Regions from separate parts of the Homo sapiens genome. Here region 2 is linked to region 1. Evidence: chromatin loops called from intact Hi-C (ENCODE). Cell type or tissue: mammary epithelial cell. All regions are shown on one strand. Each heading gives the region's core, and the rest is flanking DNA. Links, peaks and the distances in the headings are about the cores only. Region 1 overlaps KATNAL1 (katanin catalytic subunit A1 like 1). Region 2 has its middle 9.4 kb from the start of LINC00384.

What was found. Hi-C counts contacts between places; a loop is a spot of excess contacts. Peaks named below come from ENCODE experiments on the same cell type or tissue, not always from the same donor. Only the 100,000 strongest peaks of a DNase experiment are listed, where the experiment ranks them.
Region 2: a loop joins it to region 1, with 2.9 times the contacts of the local background. A loop is called at or near these places in 2 of 110 quality-filtered maps.

What each region holds. Positions count from the first base shown.
Region 1 is chr13:30,207,684-30,216,407 of GRCh38, forward strand. It overlaps KATNAL1 (katanin catalytic subunit A1 like 1), which reads right to left. Exons shown (of 11, transcript NM_032116.5): 10 at 2,633-2,759; 11 at 1-1,055. The coding sequence ends at 857. Among named protein-coding and RNA genes, the nearest start is that of LINC00385, 58 kb to the left of the region's middle. In mammary epithelial cell, for the core only: no CTCF peak of the experiment used is centred there; no DNase peak of the experiment used is centred there.
Region 2 is chr13:30,139,323-30,148,046 of GRCh38, forward strand. No RefSeq gene overlaps it. Among named protein-coding and RNA genes, the nearest start is that of LINC00384, 9.4 kb to the right of the region's middle. RefSeq lists an enhancer at 6,703-7,132. In mammary epithelial cell, for the core only: no CTCF peak of the experiment used is centred there; DNase peaks (open chromatin) are centred at 3,249 and 3,609; H3K27ac peaks cover 905 bases.

The DNA.
Region 1 (8,724 bases), core at 522-8,521:
TTGAATCTAGGAGGCAGAGGTTGCAGTGAGCCAAGATCAACCACTGCACTACACAGCCTGGGTGACACAGACTCCTTCACGCACACACAAAAAAGTGAAAACAAACTTGGAAGTCTAGAATGAAGAATTACATCTAATGCAGTAATATTCTTCCCACCTTTCCATATTAAATGTAAGAAGCACCAGCAAAAAATACTAAAGACAGAGAAATGACCTGGCAAAATGATTCAAATACCACAGAGCGTGAGAATATTCCTCAGTAAAGCTCAAGATATTATGAAGTAGCTAGCAGAAGAAATGGCAGGGGTAGCGGAAGTAAAAATTCTAACCATATGACAGACTCTAACAGTAAGTCATAAATTCTAAAGGTTTAATTAGTAAATTCATTATTTCCTCCAAAATATACTGTCATTCTTCTCTTAACAATGAATGTTTGACACAAATCCAATTTTGATGTTAAAAGTCAACATACATAGATAGGTCCCTCATGTTGACAGAGCACAGAATTGGAAAAAAAAACTGCAAATGAGAAATAGGGGTATTTCTAAATCTTCTGTATTCCTAAAATATCACACTGCGCCCTTGCTTCAGCCTCCCTGATAGACTGGTTTGGGTGTGCAATATTAATGCAGGAATACGTGGAATACCAGCACAAAGCCGGGGAGGGAGACTAGCAAACTCTCGCCATCAATTATTTCTCAACTACATTTAGTATTCTTCGCAGTTTTAGATTTTTTTTTCCTTTAAGCGAAAACCACTCCACTGAAAAAAATTCCAAACTTGTTTTTTAAAAATTGCAGGAATTTCTTCGTATTTTATCAACAAAAATACCAGAAATTAAAGAGCTGACAGAAATTCAAGCAGATCCAAATTCAACCATCCATTTTTCATACTTCTCCAAGTCTGCAGCAGAGACAGACTTAGCAATTTTCTTTAGGGCCAATTCAAAGTCTCCTTTGGTAACAGGCATCTGAAGTTCCTCTTTAGAAAGTGCACGGATTTCTTCTGGACTTAAGCCATTGATACGCCGTCTCATTGCCATTAAAGAGGCATCCCTAAAAATATACCAAAATCAGTCAACAGTAATTTTTGCACATGTTTTAAACACTTTCAATTGTAACAAAGTTATGAAAAAAAAATCAAAAGATTATTTTATATGTTTTTATGAGGCTTCTTAGAATTTTCCACTTAAGAAACATCCTGGGGGTTCAGCAGAAGTTAAGACAGGATGCAAACAACCAAAAACATGAAATGTATAGTTAACGAACCCTAAAAGTCTAAGTTAAGCTCGAATAGTACTGAATTTTCTTTTCTCCACTTGCTCCTCAAAGACAGCCAAGAAGTTTAGGAAACTGAAGTCAAATTTTGAAATACTGAATTGTACACTTGGAAATGAACATATGGCTAATGTTAAGATAATTCAAACCACAGACCAGTTTGTCTACAGCCTAAATAGAGGAATAAAGACACGAATCACTCCCTCTGAAACATGAATATCCACATATAGTGGACATGGAATTCCCTACATGGAGTATTTGTAGGCAACTGAAGGCATAAACTCTGGCTTCTCTTGATCCCATGTGCAGCTCTCTTTGACCAACTATAAATAAATATGAAGGTCTGGAAGAAAAGGATAATTCATAATCACAAAAAAGCTATTAGGAAGGCCAAGCCAACAAAAATGTCAAGTTCTTAAATATTTTGCTATAGTAGCAGTAGGAACTATTGCAACCTTATTGTATGCCACTAAACTTGGATGCACATGGGAAAAATGCGAGCAGAAAAGGTGAGAAAAACAGATGCTGTGGCTTTAAAGAAAGGCTACTAAAGTCAATTTAAGTGCAGTTAGAAAAATAAGAAAAAAAATAACTGCAGTGACAGGAACTGTCTAAAACTTATGATGTCGCTAAACTGAAAAAATTTTAAACGTGTATCTTCCCCAGCTTACGCTGATCATTTTTGCTCATTTGCATGTGTTTAAATAATGCCAACAAAAACTAAATAATATTACTTTAGGTTGATGCAGAAAGGCTCCAACACAAAGCTAAACTAATCTTAGGTTGTCAAAGTCATTATTATCGAGTTAGACACAATAATTTCTTTTTTTTTCTTTTTTGAGACAGAGTCTCGCTCTGTTGCCCAGGTTGGAGTGCAGTGGCGCGATCTCGGCTCACTGCAAGCTCCACCTCCCGGGTTCATGCCATTCTCCTGCCTCAGCCTCCCGAGTAGCTGGAACTACAGGTGTCCGCCACCACACCTGGCTAATTTTTTGTATTTTTTAGTAGAGGCGGGGTTTCACCGTGTTAGCCAGGATGGTCTCGATCTCCTGACCTCGTGATCCACCCGCCTCGGCCTCCCAAAGTGCTGGGATTAGAGGCGTAAGCCACCGACACAACAATTTCTTAAAAATCCAAAGATCAAAAACATCAACGACCACTGCTATATAATTTTCATCTCACAATGAAAAATAAAGTTATATGTAAAAAAAAAGGGACAAATGGGAAACCATTTTAAAGAAATGGGTAGCTGCTTTCATGTCTAACTACACTGGGCTAACTACATTGACTTTAAGACCAGTCCTCCTGCGAAGTCTATAACTAATGTCTAAAATCACAGATCATTAAAAAAATACCTGCAAACATTAGTGATGTCAGCACCAGAATAGCCCTCAATCTTCTCGGCTATATCTTCCAGTTGAATATCAGGATCTAATTCGACCTCACGAAGGTTGATCTTCAGAAGCTCAGCTCTTCCTTTTGCTGTTACAAGATTTTGGTGGTGTTGTTAGATGTTTTACTTTACAAATAATTTTGCTGAGAAATGACATATTAACATTTGGGGGAAAAATGAGGCCAATGCAAAGAAGAGTCAATAACTGTGTGTCCATTAGTATTATTACCAATTCACTGCATGACTCATGGAATCATTTAAATTCCTATGTGCCTCTGTTGCAGTAACTAAAAATTGAAAAAAAAAAAAAAAAAAAACACCAAAAACCACCTAGGTTTTCTTTAAAGACTGTGAAGATACCTACTATGAGAACAAAGAATCTGAGATTCTTCATGAAAAATATAAATATCAGTTTTCAAGCACCGGAAATGCTTCTCAAAAAAAAAATACTTAGCCTGGTGTTACAAAATTACACTGCATCAAGTGTAACTCCTATGAATTACTTTGCTCACCTGTTAGTATGACATGGATCTCCAGAACTCTTATCAGTAGTTTAAAGAACATTTCCTGAAAATCAGTAATTGGCACAAAAAGCTCATTAATGTATTTTTTACTTGGAGAGCCAGCCCACAGACATTTGCTGTTCCAGTATGATTTAAATGTGAACTGAATAAGTTCAAACATACTAGAGAATTTTTAAAATAACCAATCATGCTTGCCATTTCACTAGTGCTTTTAGTGGCAAATCTGCTTAGCACAGCACACTAAGATAATGCATTACTAGTTTATCTGGCGCTCTACTATTTCCTGAGATACAAAATGAAATTTAATTTTCTTCTACTTTTATTTTGAAAAATGCCATATATACAGGAAAAGAAAATCAATGAATACCCATTTCCCTTTCACTGAGATTCACCAATTGCTAACATTTTGCCATTATCACTCTAGCTGGCTCGTCATCTCTCCTCCCTCAACTTTTTGAATTGAGCGCTAGCTGCAGGCATCACAACACTTCACCTTAAATTCCCCAGCATGTATCTCCTAAGAAAAAAGGTAGACATAGCATTTCTCACCCTTATCAGGAGATTTAATACTGGAATATTAGTGTCTAATACACAATTCAAAGCAAAGTTTCCCTATTTGTCCCAAGCCTTTATAACTTTTACAAACCATAACACATTGCAGTCAGTTACTATGTCTCATTCACCTTCTTTCATCTAAAACAGTTCCCCAGTGTTTACTTTTTGGTTCATTTTGTTTTGTCTTTCATGAAATTGACAATTCTCCCCCAATTGATCTTATACAGCCAAAGCATTCCAATAAAGATCCTCCTAAAAGGTCTATCTGTAAAAACTAACGGGCAGATACCAAAATGTTCACAGAAATGGAAAGAACCAAGAACAGCCAAGATGCTCTGGAAGAGCAACAGCAAAGTGGAAAGAAATGCTCTATCAGATTTTAAGACTTACTACAAAGGTATAGGACTCAAAGCAGTGTGACCCTCTTGTGGAAATAGACAAATAGATCAATAGTACAGAACGGGGTGCCCAGCAGCAGACCGAAGCATAATTACAGACACTGAATTTATGACAGAGGTGGTTCAGGCCGTGAGGGGAAGGAGTGTCTTTTCAATTAATGATGTAAGAACAGCTGACTATCCACAGGGAAAAAAATGAAATCAGGTCCTACATCATACTGTGCACAAAAATCAGTGCCAGATATATTACATCTAAATGCAAAGTTGTAAGTATTTTATAACAGAGAAGAATATCTCAATGACCTCAGGGAAGTATTCTCAAGACATATATTCAAAAAAAATCAACAAGGAAAAGATTGATAAACTGACCACATTAAAATGAGGAACTTCTATTCATCAAAAGATACTGTCGACACAGTGAAAACAGATAAGTTACAGAGTTTGAGAAGATATTTGTAACATATATAAGCAACCAAAGACTTGTATCAAGAATATTTAAGGAATTTCTAAAAATCAGCAAGAAAAAGTCAGACTACCCAATAGCCAGCGTGCCTGGCAATGCACAGTGGCCGGACCCTGGTGCTTGCTTGCTCATGCACCCCTCACCACTCTGTGCCTGGCTTGCCCTTGGCCGGCGTGGGATCAGGGCCAGTAGCTCCAGCCGAGCTCAGCCTGCCAGGCCCAGTGGTCAGAACGCTGGGCTCAAGCAAAACTCCAGCAAAGGTGCCACCAAGGATCCTGCAACACAAGCACTTTGGAAAACATATTGAATTCATCTATTAATACTGCAGCTGTGCGGCACTACCTAGCAATTCACTCCTAGGATGGAATGCTCCATTCTGGCATTCTTACCACTATACATGTATGAAAATGTTCACAGTAGCACTGTTCATAATAGCCTAAAACAAGAAATAATTAAAATGTCCACCAAACAATATGATGGATACATTTTGATATAATCACATAATAGATGGTATGGGTTAAACCATGTCCCTCAAAATTTTTAGGCAACTCCTAACCCCCAGTACTTCAGAATGTGACTGTATTTAGAGACAGGAGAGGTAATTAAGGTAAAATGAGGTCATATGGGTGGGCTCTAATCCAACATGACTGGTGTCCTTATAAGAAGAAGCGGTTAGGACACAAAAACCCCTAAGGGGAAGACCACATGAAGACGCCGGGACAAGATGGCCACCTATAGGCCAAGGAGAGAGGCCCCAGAGTGCAACCACCCTGCCTACACCTTGGTCTTGTACTTCTAGCTTCCGGTACTATGAGAAAATACAAACTACCATCAGAGAATACTACAAACACCTCTACGCAAATAAACTAGAAAATCTAGAAGAAATGGATAAATTCCTCGACACATACACCCTCCCAAGACTAAACCAGGAAGAAGTTGAATCTCTGAATAGACCAATAACAGGAGCTGAAATTGTGGCAATAATCAATAGCTTACCAACCAAAAAGAGTCCAGGACCAGATGGATTCATAGCCGAATTCCACCAGAGGTACAAGGAGGAACTGGTACCATTCCTTCTGAAACTATTCCAATCAATAGAAAAAGAGGGAATCCTCCCTAACTCATTTTATGAGGCCAGCATCATCCTGATACCAAAGCCGGGCAGAGACACACCCAAAAAAGAGAATTTTAGACCAATATCCTTGATGAACATTGATGCAAAAATCCTCAATAAAATACTGGCAAACCGAATCCAGCAGCACATCTAAAAGCTTATCCACCATGATCAAATGGGCTTCAACCCTGGGATGCAAGGCTGGTTCAACATACACAAATCAATAAATGTAATCCAGCATATAAACAGAACCATAGACAAAAACCACATGATTATCTCAATAGATGCAGAAAAGGCCTTTGACAAAATTCAACAACCCTTCATGCTAAAAACTCTCAATAAATTAGGTATTGATGGGACGTATCTCAAAATAATAAGAGCTACCTATGACAAACTCACAGCCAATATCATATTGAATGGGCAAAAACTGGAAGCATTCCCTTTGAAAACGGGCACAAGACAGGGATGCCCTCTCTCACCACTCCTATTCAACATAGTGTTGGAAGTTCTGGCCAGGGCAATTAGGCAGGAGAAGGAAATAAAGGGTATTCAATTAGGAAAAGAGGAAGTCAAATTGTCCCTGTTTGCAGATGACATGACTGTATATCTAGAAAACCCCATCGTCTCAGCCCAAAATCTCCTTAAGCTGATAAGCAACTTCAGCAAAGTCTCAGGATACAAAATCAATGTACAAAAATCACAAGCATTCTTATACACCAATAACAGACAAACAGAGCCAAATCATGAGTGAACTCCCATTCACAATTGCTTCAAAGAGAATAAAATACCTAGGAATCCAACTTACAAGGGACATGAAGGACCTCTTCAAGAAGAACTACAAACCACTCCTCAATGAAATAAAAGAGGATACAAAGAAATGGAAGAACATTCCATGCTCATGGGTAGGAAGAATCAATATCGTGAAAATGGCCATACTGCCCAAGGTAATTTATAGATTTAATGCCATCCCCATCAAGCTACCAATGACTTTCTTCACAGAATTGGAAAAAACTACTTTAAAGTTCATATGGAACCAAAAAAGAGCCCACGTCGCCAAGTCAATCCTAAGCCAAAAGAACAAAGCTGGAGGCATCAAGCTACCTGACTTCAAACTATACTACAAGGCTACAGTAACCAAAACAGCATGGTACTGGTACCAGAACAGAGATATAGATCAATGGAACAGAACAGAGTCCTCAGAAATAATGCCGCATATCTACAACTATCTGATCTTTGACAAACCTCAGAAAAACAAGCAATGGGGAAAGGATTCCCTATTTAATAAATGGTGCTGGGAAAACTTGCTAGCCATATGTAGAAAGCTGAAACTGGATCCCTTCCTTACACCTTATACAAAAATTAATTCAAGATGGATTAAAGACTTAAACGTTAGACCTAAAACCATAAAAACCCTAGAAGAAAACCTAGGCATTACCATTCAGGACATAGGCATGGGCAAGGACTTCACGTCTAAAACACCAAAAGCAATGGCAACAAAAGACAAAATTGACAAATGGGATCTAATTAAACTAAAGAGCTTCTGCACAGCAAAAGAAACTACCATCAGAGAAAAGAGGCAACCTACAAAATGGGAGAAAATTTTCACAACCTACTCATCTGACAAAGGGCTAATATCCAGAATCTACAATGAACTCAAACAAATTTACAAGAAAAAAACAAACAACCCCATCAAAAAGTGGGCGAAGGACATGAACAGACACTTCTCAAAAGAAGACATTTATGCAGCCAAAAAACACATGAAAAAAATGCTCATCATCACTGGCCATCAGAGAAATGCAAATCAAAACCACAATGAGATACCATCTCACACCAGTTAGAATGGCAATCATTAAAAAGTCAGGAAACAACAGGTGCTGGAGAGGATGTGGAGAAATAGGAACACTTTTACACTGTTGATGGGACCGTAAACTAGTTCAACCATTGTGGAAGTCAGTGTGGTGATTCCTCAGGGATATACAACTACAAATACCATTTGACCCAGCCATCCCATTAGTGGGTATATACCCAAAGGACTATAAATCATGCTGCTATAAAGACACATGCACACGTATGTTTATTGTGGCATTATTCACAATAGCAAAGACTTGGAACCAACCCAAATGTCCAACAATGATAATGTGGATAAAGAAAATGTGGCACATATACACCATGGAATACTATGCAGCCATAAAAAATGATGAGTTCATGTCCTTTGTAGGGACATGGATGAAACTAGAAATCATCATTCTCAGTAAACTATCACAAGAACAAAAAACCAAACACCGCATGTTCTCACTCATAGGTGGGAATTGAACAATGAGAACACATGGACACAGGAAGGGGAACATCACACTCTGGGGACTGTTGTGGGGTGGGGGGAGTGGGGAGGGATAGCATTAGAAGATACACCTAATGCTAAATGACGAGTTAATGGGTGCAGCACACCAGCATGGCACATGTATACATATGTAACTAACCTGCCCATTGTGCACATGTACCCTAAAACTTAAAGTATAATAATAATAAAATTTTAAAAAAAAGAAAATTAACTTCTGTTGTTTAAGCCACCCAATCTTTGATATTTGTTATGGTAGCCCTAGCAAACGAATATGACAGAATACCACACAGTAACAAAAATGAATGTGAGGTGGCAGCCTTATATGTGGTATATATATGTGGTAACATGGATAAATCTTAAAATACATTGAGCAAAAGAGGCAAGATACAAATGAACACAATCAGTATGATTTCATTTATGTAAAGTTTAAAAGGAGGTAAAACTTTGCTTGGGGATACATTGTTAGGTGATGAAATTATATGGAAAAGCAATACATTATCTCCATAAAAGGAAATCACTGTAAGGGAAAGGTGGTGACCCCCAGCAGAGGGCAGGAAGGAACCATGCTGGGAGGGAACACGCTGGGAGCTGCTGAGTTCCAGGGAGGCTCCACTTCTCCTGGAGCGGGTAACAGGGCTGTCTGCTTCACCAGCTACTGGATA
Region 2 (8,724 bases), core at 82-8,081, 69 kb before region 1:
CCATCAACGATAGACTGGATAAAGAAAATGTGGCACATATGGAATACTATTCAGCCATAAAAAAGAATGAGATAATGTCCTTTGCAGGGACATGGAGAAGCTGGAAGCCATCATTCTCAGCAAACTAACACAGGAACAGAAAACCAAACACCGTATGTTCTCACTCATAAGTGGGAGTTGAACAATCAGAACACATGGACACAGGGAGGGGAACATCACACACTAGGGCCTATCGGGGGGTGGGGGGCAAGGGGAGGGAAAGCATTAGGACAAATACCTAATGCGTGCAGGACTCAAAACCTAGATGAGGGGTTGAAAGGTGCAGCAAACCACCAGGGCACATGTATACCTATGTAACAAACCTGCACATTTTGCACATGTATCCCAGAACTTAAAATAAAAGAAAAAAAAAACAAATACAATGTACAATACACTGTTGCTAACTCTTAAAAAAGTGGGGACAGCATGGGCACTCTCTCTTCTCTTTCCTCCTCTCAGAGACTCTCTTCCACCCTCTGAGGTGGTGAATGGTGTTGGTCCATCGCTCAATTCCGCTGCTTCTGCCGAATCTTCTCAGTGCTGCTTGATGTCCGGCCGCTCTCCCTCTCAACTGTGGCCCTTGGGTTTCATGTCATACCTGGGTCCCCGTCCTCCTCTAGGCTGAGAGGGTCTCCTTTGTTAACTATCCTTACTCATTCTGCTCTGCGAATCTTTTTTATTGATACACAATAAGTGCATGTATTTATGGGGTACGTGTGCTGTTTTGATGGATGCCTAGACTGTGTGATGATCATGTCGGGGTGTTTAGGGTATCTGTCACCTCCAGTGTTTATCTCCAAACCTTGACACCCCCAGGACCCAGCCTGGGGGTGCCTTCCTCTCCCTCCACACACTTTCCTCAGGCAGTTTCATCTCTATGCAGCCTACTGTGTGCTGCCAACCCCCAAGTCTGTGTCTTGGTCCCATCGGTCTCCCAATGCACAGGCGCATGTCCTGAGCTCTCTGTTGGACACATCCATTTACCCGGGCGCCCTCCAGTCACCCTCATCACAGCAGATCCCAAATGCACAGGTAAGCTACCCACCCCAATACCGGAATCTGCTCTTCCTCTCTCTTCCTTCTCCAGGCCAATGGCTACGCTGTCCAGCTGGTCGTCTAAACTCCAGGCCTCATCCTGACTCCTGCGCTTCACCCGCTCACCAGATCCCATCAACCACCCAAGCCCTGTAGACCCCACCTCCTCCCACAGCTGCATCCTCCTCCCGCACCTCCTTCTACGTCACCTCCTTAGCACAGGCTATTACTTGCTTCCACACGGATTACAGTAACAATCTGCTATCTGGTCTCCAAGCTCTCAGTCTTGCTTCCTCCAAAACAGCCTCGGCCGGGCGTGGTGGTTCACACCTGTAATCCCAGGACTTTGGGAGGCCGAGGCAGGCGGATCACGAGGTCAGGAGATCGAGATCATCCTGGCTAACACAGTGAAACCCTGTCTCTACTAAAAATACAAAAAATTTGCCAGGTGTGGTGGCGGCCGCCTGTAGTCCCAGCTACTCGGGAGGCTGAGGCAGGAGAATGGCGTGAACCCGGGAGGCGGAGCTTGCAGTGAGCCAAGATGGCGCCACTGCACTCCAGCCTGGGCAACAGAGCGAGACTCCGTCTTAAAAAAAAAAAAAAAAAAAAAAAAAAAAAAAAAACAGCCTCCACGCTGCCCACATGATGACCTGAGAATACAAATCTGATCGTGCCACAAGGTCCCTCACCACTCAGCCTCAGGTCCTGGAATGTCCTCGTTCCTCTTTCGTAATGAACAATGTGCAGACCCCCACTTCCCATCCCCTGTCGGAGCTCGTGACCACCTGCAGGAGGCCTGCTACCCACCCTCCAGACGCAGCACCCACGTCCTGCCCTGAACACTCAGCAGAACACCCTCTTCTGTGCGCCCATAAGCAACTTGCCTGTCACTCTGGTCTCCTTCACCTCACTGGGTTCTAAGAATTGACTTCTGCACCTGTGTTACCCACTGGGCTCTGAAGCTGGGATACCGTCGTATTCACCGTGTATCTCCAGTGCTTATCATTGCGCCTGCCTTAGTCAATATTTGATTGTCTCAAGAAATTGATCTGAAAAAAATCTTGGAGTCATAAAGCATTGAGAACTGAAAGGAAACCCACAGAACAGCCAGTCAGACCCCCTCATTTTCACCTGAAGAGACTGAGAACCAGAGAGGGAAGGTGTTTTGCCTGAGTAAGGTGTTCTGCACCTTGTCATTGCTAGACCGAGATGGTCTTTTCCTTTGGTCTGCATAGTCAGATGTGTAGATAAATTACCGGACATGTGTGGGGGGAACGGAAAGGGGGGGCTCCATGTGTTCCAAACACCTGAACATCTCACAGTTCTGGAGGCACTCGGATTTATGAATAAGAGCACAGGTACAGTGGAATGTCACGTTTCCTATTTTTATTAGCATCCCCATTTGCCCGCAGCCTGATTTCTCTGACCTGGCCTGATTTCTTTCACACCCTGGCTTTTAGAGGGTGGCTCGCAGGTCAGATGATTCACTTGCTCAAACATGAAATCTTCTGCCAAGCTCAGAGGACATCTCGAGGGCAGATGCTCCTTTTGATCATCGTTTTATACTCTCTCAGCCTCATCAGGGTTATTAAGCCATTTGGTATCCCAGGCAACCTGGAAGCAGCTCCTGGACATTTTAGTCCAGAAAAGACAGTTCTGAGAGGAAAGAACAGCTCTCACGAGGGGCTGCCAGGAGATCTCTACATATGATAGGAAAGGCTCAGGAGGATGGTACCAGCTATGCATTTTTTTTTCTTTTTTAGAGACAGGGTGTTGCTCTGTCACCCAGGCTGGAGTGCCATGGCTCAATTATAGCTCACAGCAGCCTCAACCTCCTGGGCTCAAGCAGTCCTCCTGCCTTAGTCTCTCAAGTAGCTAGGACTGCAGGTGCACACTACCACGCCCAGCTAATCTTTAAAAATTTTTTGTAGAGACAGGGTCTCACTATGTTGCCCAGGCTGGTCTTGAACTTCCAGCTTCAAGTGATCCTCCTGCCTCAGCCTCCCAAAGTACTGAGATTACAAGCATGAGCCACCAACACCCAGCCCCAGATCCTTTTTTTCTAACCATGAAAATAGCTTCCTGTGGTCTAAAACCCCAGCTGAGTATTCTGCTGGGGAATCCACAAGTTTCTCCATCAGTCCAGACACAGGTTAAGCTTAATGAAAACACACAGCCAAAGAGCCGTGAGGTCACAGTCGGTGATTTCCTGAAATATTCAGAGAATGCTCCAACCCTCAACTCTGTCCCAGAGGGCATCATCCAACCCCACCGCCCTTGACAGGGAGCCACAAAAGTGCTACCAGTCCAGCCTGCTTGCCAAGCCCCGTCACAGCTGCCTCTTCCTGCAGGCTTTCTTTGAAACCTTGCTCTGGAATTCAGCTTCAGGATTCCTGCAAGTCCCTAGATCAGGAATATCAGATGTTGTGATTTTATAGGGCCTCCATTCAAAAACCACAGGGCCATTTCCATGGGTGTCTTGTTTGGCACATGAAAAGAAACAGAAGAAGCTGCCAAGCATGTGTCTCCATGAGTCATTAAGCCCTTTTCTCTGCTTCTGCCGGAGGTGTGCGCACATGCAGAGGGAAAAGGAAAAGCATGCTCTGAACCTCCAGGGCAAGCAGAGCCTCTTATAAACAGACACGTCCTTCAGACCAGACAGCGGCCGGGGAAGTGTGCAGTGGGCGGGGGAAGGTGGCTGGAGCAGAGCTTGGCGGGGCGCGTCCTCCACAGGGGGGTGTCCACATGTGGCCTGGCAGACCAGCTTGTACACAGACCCAGCAAGGCTTCTCAAGGGGCCTGCATTCCCCAAGCCACGTCCCTGAGATTGGGTGTCCCTCCTGCCCCGGCTCCATCTGATGTTTTGCAGGGCCTGGAATGGCCTCCCTGGCTTACTTCTCAGGGTCTCTAAGGATGTGTGAGGTGCCCTCAGGAGCACCCCAAGCTGCCCACTGGGACTCCTCCCACTCCTGTGCTCCTGCTGTTGCTGGTGTTCCTGAGGCTGTGAGCTCCTGGCAAGCAGTGGCTGCTGTCCTGAGGCTACTCCAAGGGAGTGTCAGGGGCACTGGGGCCCTCCTTGGATCTGGGAAGGGCACCCCATTTTCACCGGAAGCTTGGGCCCCGCTGATGCATCAAAGTCTTCAGATCCTGAGCCAATGCCAGAAGCACCTGACACCCCTCCCCTTTCTTCTGCCTGGTTTGCTTATCTAGACCTCCACCATCACCCCCAGCCACCTGACCCCAGACTCAATCTTAGGGTGTGTGAACTGTGGGAAAGGCAGGGACAGAGAAGAAATGTGGCCAGGGAACTGATGGCCACAGACACTCTTCCTATGGGGTGCAGGGTGGGGAGAGACCGCGTTCTTCCTTTAAGGGAAGCAATTGCCCAGAAGGAACTTCAGACCCTTTGGGCAGCTCTCCTGACAGCTAAATCCTAAGCCGAGCGCTGGTTCATTTTCAGCTGAGACAAAGTATTAGGAAACTTTGGCTTCAACTATGAGTCACTGAAAAAATCAAAACAAAATAGCAGTGGCTTAAACAAGATGGAAGTCTTTGTCTCTCTAATATTCCCTCAAAGGCTGGAGTTGGTCAGTACATCCCAGGCAGTTATGGAGACTGCAGAGCCAGGGACCCAGGCTGCTTCCATCCAGCAGATCTTCTGTGTCTTCTGTTCCTGAGGTCTCCTAGGGTATCTACACCCTATTCCTGCAAGTAGGAAAGAGAAAGGAAATAAAAGGGCACAGCCCCTCTTCTTAAACTTCCACTTCCTGGAAGTTGTAGCCACCACTTCTGCTTACATTCCATTGGCCACAATTCTGTCACATGGCCATGCCTAGCTGAAAGGGAGTCTGGACAATGTAGTCTTTAATACAGGCAGACTGTCTTGTGCCCAGCAAAAAACTGAGGTAAGTTCTAAAAGGAGGGGAGAATGCATAGAAGTCTGTGCCACAGACCTCCACCACCCCCCGTGCCATATACATGTGTATTAGTGTCCCAGACAAGGTGCAAGACCCTAAGTGGATATCCACTTTGGAGTCCCTAATTACCGGGGTGGACCCCTCCCAGTCTATTTTGATGAAGACCTTATCACCTCCACACCCATCTGCAGAACCAGACAGTGTCTCAAAAAGTGCAGGCTGGAGCTGCTTGTTAAAAATGCAGGCTCCCACACTCACTGGATTCACATCTCTGGGGGCAAGCCCTGAGAATCTGAAATTCATGCACACTTTCTAGGTCATTCTTATACACGCAGAAATTTCATGTCCACTATTTAGTCTATTTCAGAGAAATTAGGGGAAGAACACTTCTACACTGCTAGACCTAAGGATAGTAGAACTAACAGTAATTGCTGAGTTGGAAGGAGAAGGTGTTCAGGAGATTGTTGGTTGTGACATCTGGGAGTGCCACTCACAAGTTGTCTAGCACAGCATTGGGGAACTGGTCCAAGATTTTCAAGACAAGATCTGCTGTCTTCTGGTAATCAAATAAAAATCAGTGGTCATTGGAAGAGAAAGTAGCCTTCTCCACTGCAGCAGGGAAGGGAAGTGAGGAGACCACCATGAGTGAAGAGCTGACCACCCCCAAGAAAGCCAGAGAGCTGCTGGTGCCCTCTGAGAAAAGGAAGAAGAGGAAGAAGAAAAGAAGGTGAAATGAAGGTCGAGCACCAAGCTCTTCGCCAGACTGAGGTTTAGGAAGCAAAGACTCACCATCCATGTAAGTTGATTCCCAGCGGGGACAGAACTACCATTTGGGGAAGGAGACATTTCTAGAAGCCATAATGCAGGAATGTCACCAGGGACACTAGACGTCCTGAAACGTGAGGGACCACCCACACAATGAAGAGTTTTCTCGAGTCCTTGGGATATTGATGTTTACAATCATCTAAGCTTAGAAACAAACTGCATTTTACATAAAAACACGAAGCATTTTTGAACTGTTTAAATATAAACTGAAATTTTCAGAAGTGCAACTACCAAGTTTATTTCAGAACCCTCCCAAGAGCTGTTCACAATTTCAGAAATACATGTCAACAGCGGCTCCGCTCATGGCATCCGACTTGTGATTGGAAAAGTTCAGTCTGCATTTGTGGTCCCATTCATAGTGACTTTACACGTATGTCCAAGCTTCTGAGCTCCTTGTTAGGTTGTCTGGTTAGACATGCCTGAGCCTTTATATTTTTTTAAGTGGAATGTATTATTATCAATTCCTTTCCTTATAGTTTCTATTTATATTAATGTTAGAGTAATATAAGGATTTTTTAAAAATCTATTTCAGGAAAATAAAGGAAAGTTACAAATGACAAAAAGTATTTGTCATTACGGGGGCCGTGGGGGGTCTGGGGAGAACCTCTGCCCAGATGTGGCCCGAGGTTTTCCTTGGTATGAATGAGGCTGCTCATGACCCCTAGAGACTCTGTTGCAGCCACAGCTGATCTGGTTTACGAAGGCTTGTGCCCACCCAGCTGGCTGCCTTCAGTTTACTCTGGAGTTGTTGGCATGGACCCAGCTCTCAAAACATCCCCCCGATCAGCATCCATTGTGCAATTTATCTCAATGTGGCTATAGACTCAAGCGAGAACAGGTAGATCGCAGGGAACAAGCTTGGTCTATGCAGCAGCAGAAGGATATGGATTTGAGCGGCCCCCTGGCAGAGGCTGTTTCCGACTCAGGCCTCCAGTTGTCCCCTAGGCCTCTCTCAAGAGGATTCTCGTCAATTTGACACAGTCATTTTGTTACCAGGGACATTCCGACACACTCGCTTTACTCTTGTTTTGACCCGAGGACATTTTGATATGAACAGAAACCATCAAGCTTTCAACTGTGTTTATCACCAAGTAAGGAATGAAACAGACACTCACCCACACCTGGGCCTCACTGTGTCTCATATCATGCTGAACCCCTACCCTCTGGGAACTGGAATGCTTTAAGGCTCAGGAAAGGCTGCTGTACCAATTTATTTGCAGTAGAAGTCTGTTTTTAGGCTGGGCATGGTGGCTCATGCCTGCAACCCCAACACTTTGGGAGGCCAAGACAGGAAGATCACTTGAGCCTAGGAGTTCAAGAGCTGCTTTGCAACACAGCAAGACCCCGTGTCTAAAAAAAAAAAAAAAAAAAAAAAAAAAAAAAAAAAAAAAAAAAGCTGGGCATGGTGGCACAAGCCTGTAGTCCCACTGTCCCACTTACTCAGGAGGCTGAGATGGAGGGATCACTTGAGCCCGGAAGGTTGAGGTTGCAGTGAGCTATGATCATGCCACTGCACTCCAGCCTGGGTAACAGAGCAAGACCTTGTCTCAAAAAAAAATTTGTTTTTACAGTTGGTATAGGTCTTTCTATATAGAAGAGACACTCAAAATGATCTCACCAAAGTTTCCAGAATCTCTCATTTCACCCCAACACCAGAGGAGAGGAAACAGGGCTAAGAAATGAAAGACCCCAGAAAGAAGTGTCCACTTGGCTGATGCCAGCTGAGCAGGAAATACACGGAAGGCTCGGCAGGGTGACAGGCAGATGGGCTGCTCTTACCACCTGCCCCTGCCTCACGGTGGAGAAGGTCAAGGAGCTAGATGCGACCCTCTAGCTCAGTGGTTCTCAACCCGGGCCTCACATTGGCATCACCTAGGAAGCTTTAGAAAAGTACAGATACCTGAGTCCCACCCCAGAAATTCTGCTGTCATCAGTCTGGGGCGTAGCTGAACATGGGTCTTTTTAAAATCCCCCCTACATGATTTCAGTGTGCAGCCCCCATCAGGAGCCTCTGCTAGAGCTGCCATCACAGCCTCTCCAGCACGCCTTTATTCTGGCATTTTCTATTTCTTCTTACTCCAGGGAGAAGGCTTTGGTGATTAATTCCCAAGCAAAACCGTTCATTACTCCTTAATAAGATGAATTTCTATCACCAACAATAAGTCAGCCTGTCTCTGCCTCCCTTCTGCTCTTGAGAAATCTCTGTGTGTCACCCTCTTTCTTCTCTTCAAACTCGTTTATACAGCCATCCTGGCCATCATAAGGTTGTTGTTTTGTTTTGGGTTACTTTTAGGGGGTGGCATGGGGAGGGGGTCATTGGGGAGGCGGCTAATGGCCAATACATCAAATTTAACCCAAGCAGATGTTGCAGAACTGGGAGGTTTGAGGCACTTGAGGAAGTCTTTCTAGGGCCTGGCTCTGAGCAGGACTCCCCTAGAGGGCCCTGGGGAGCCTTGGGCTGGCACTTGTGTTTGCAAAGTCCAAGGAAGAAACCACCTCTCATGCCTTTCCCTTAGGGGTTGTGTGACATCCATCCAGCTGTAAGTCAAAGTTACTTCCCCTTTGTTTTATGTTCCATCTTGATTTTAAACTATTATTACATCTGTTAGAGAGTACACTGTGCCTCCCAAAATGGATATGTTGAAGTCCTAATCCCCGCTACCTCTGAGTGTGACCTTATCTGGAAATAGGGTCATTGCAGATATGACGAGTTAAATTAAAATATGGTCATACTGGAGTAGGGTGGGCTTTTAGTCCAGGGCAACTCATGTCCTGATAAAAAGATGGCCTTGTGAAAACACACACATGAAAATGCCTTGTGAAGATGGGGGGTTGGAGTTGCCCAGCTGTGAGCCAAGAAACCCCAGAGATTGCCAGACACTCCAGCAGCCAAGAGAGGGGCAGCAAA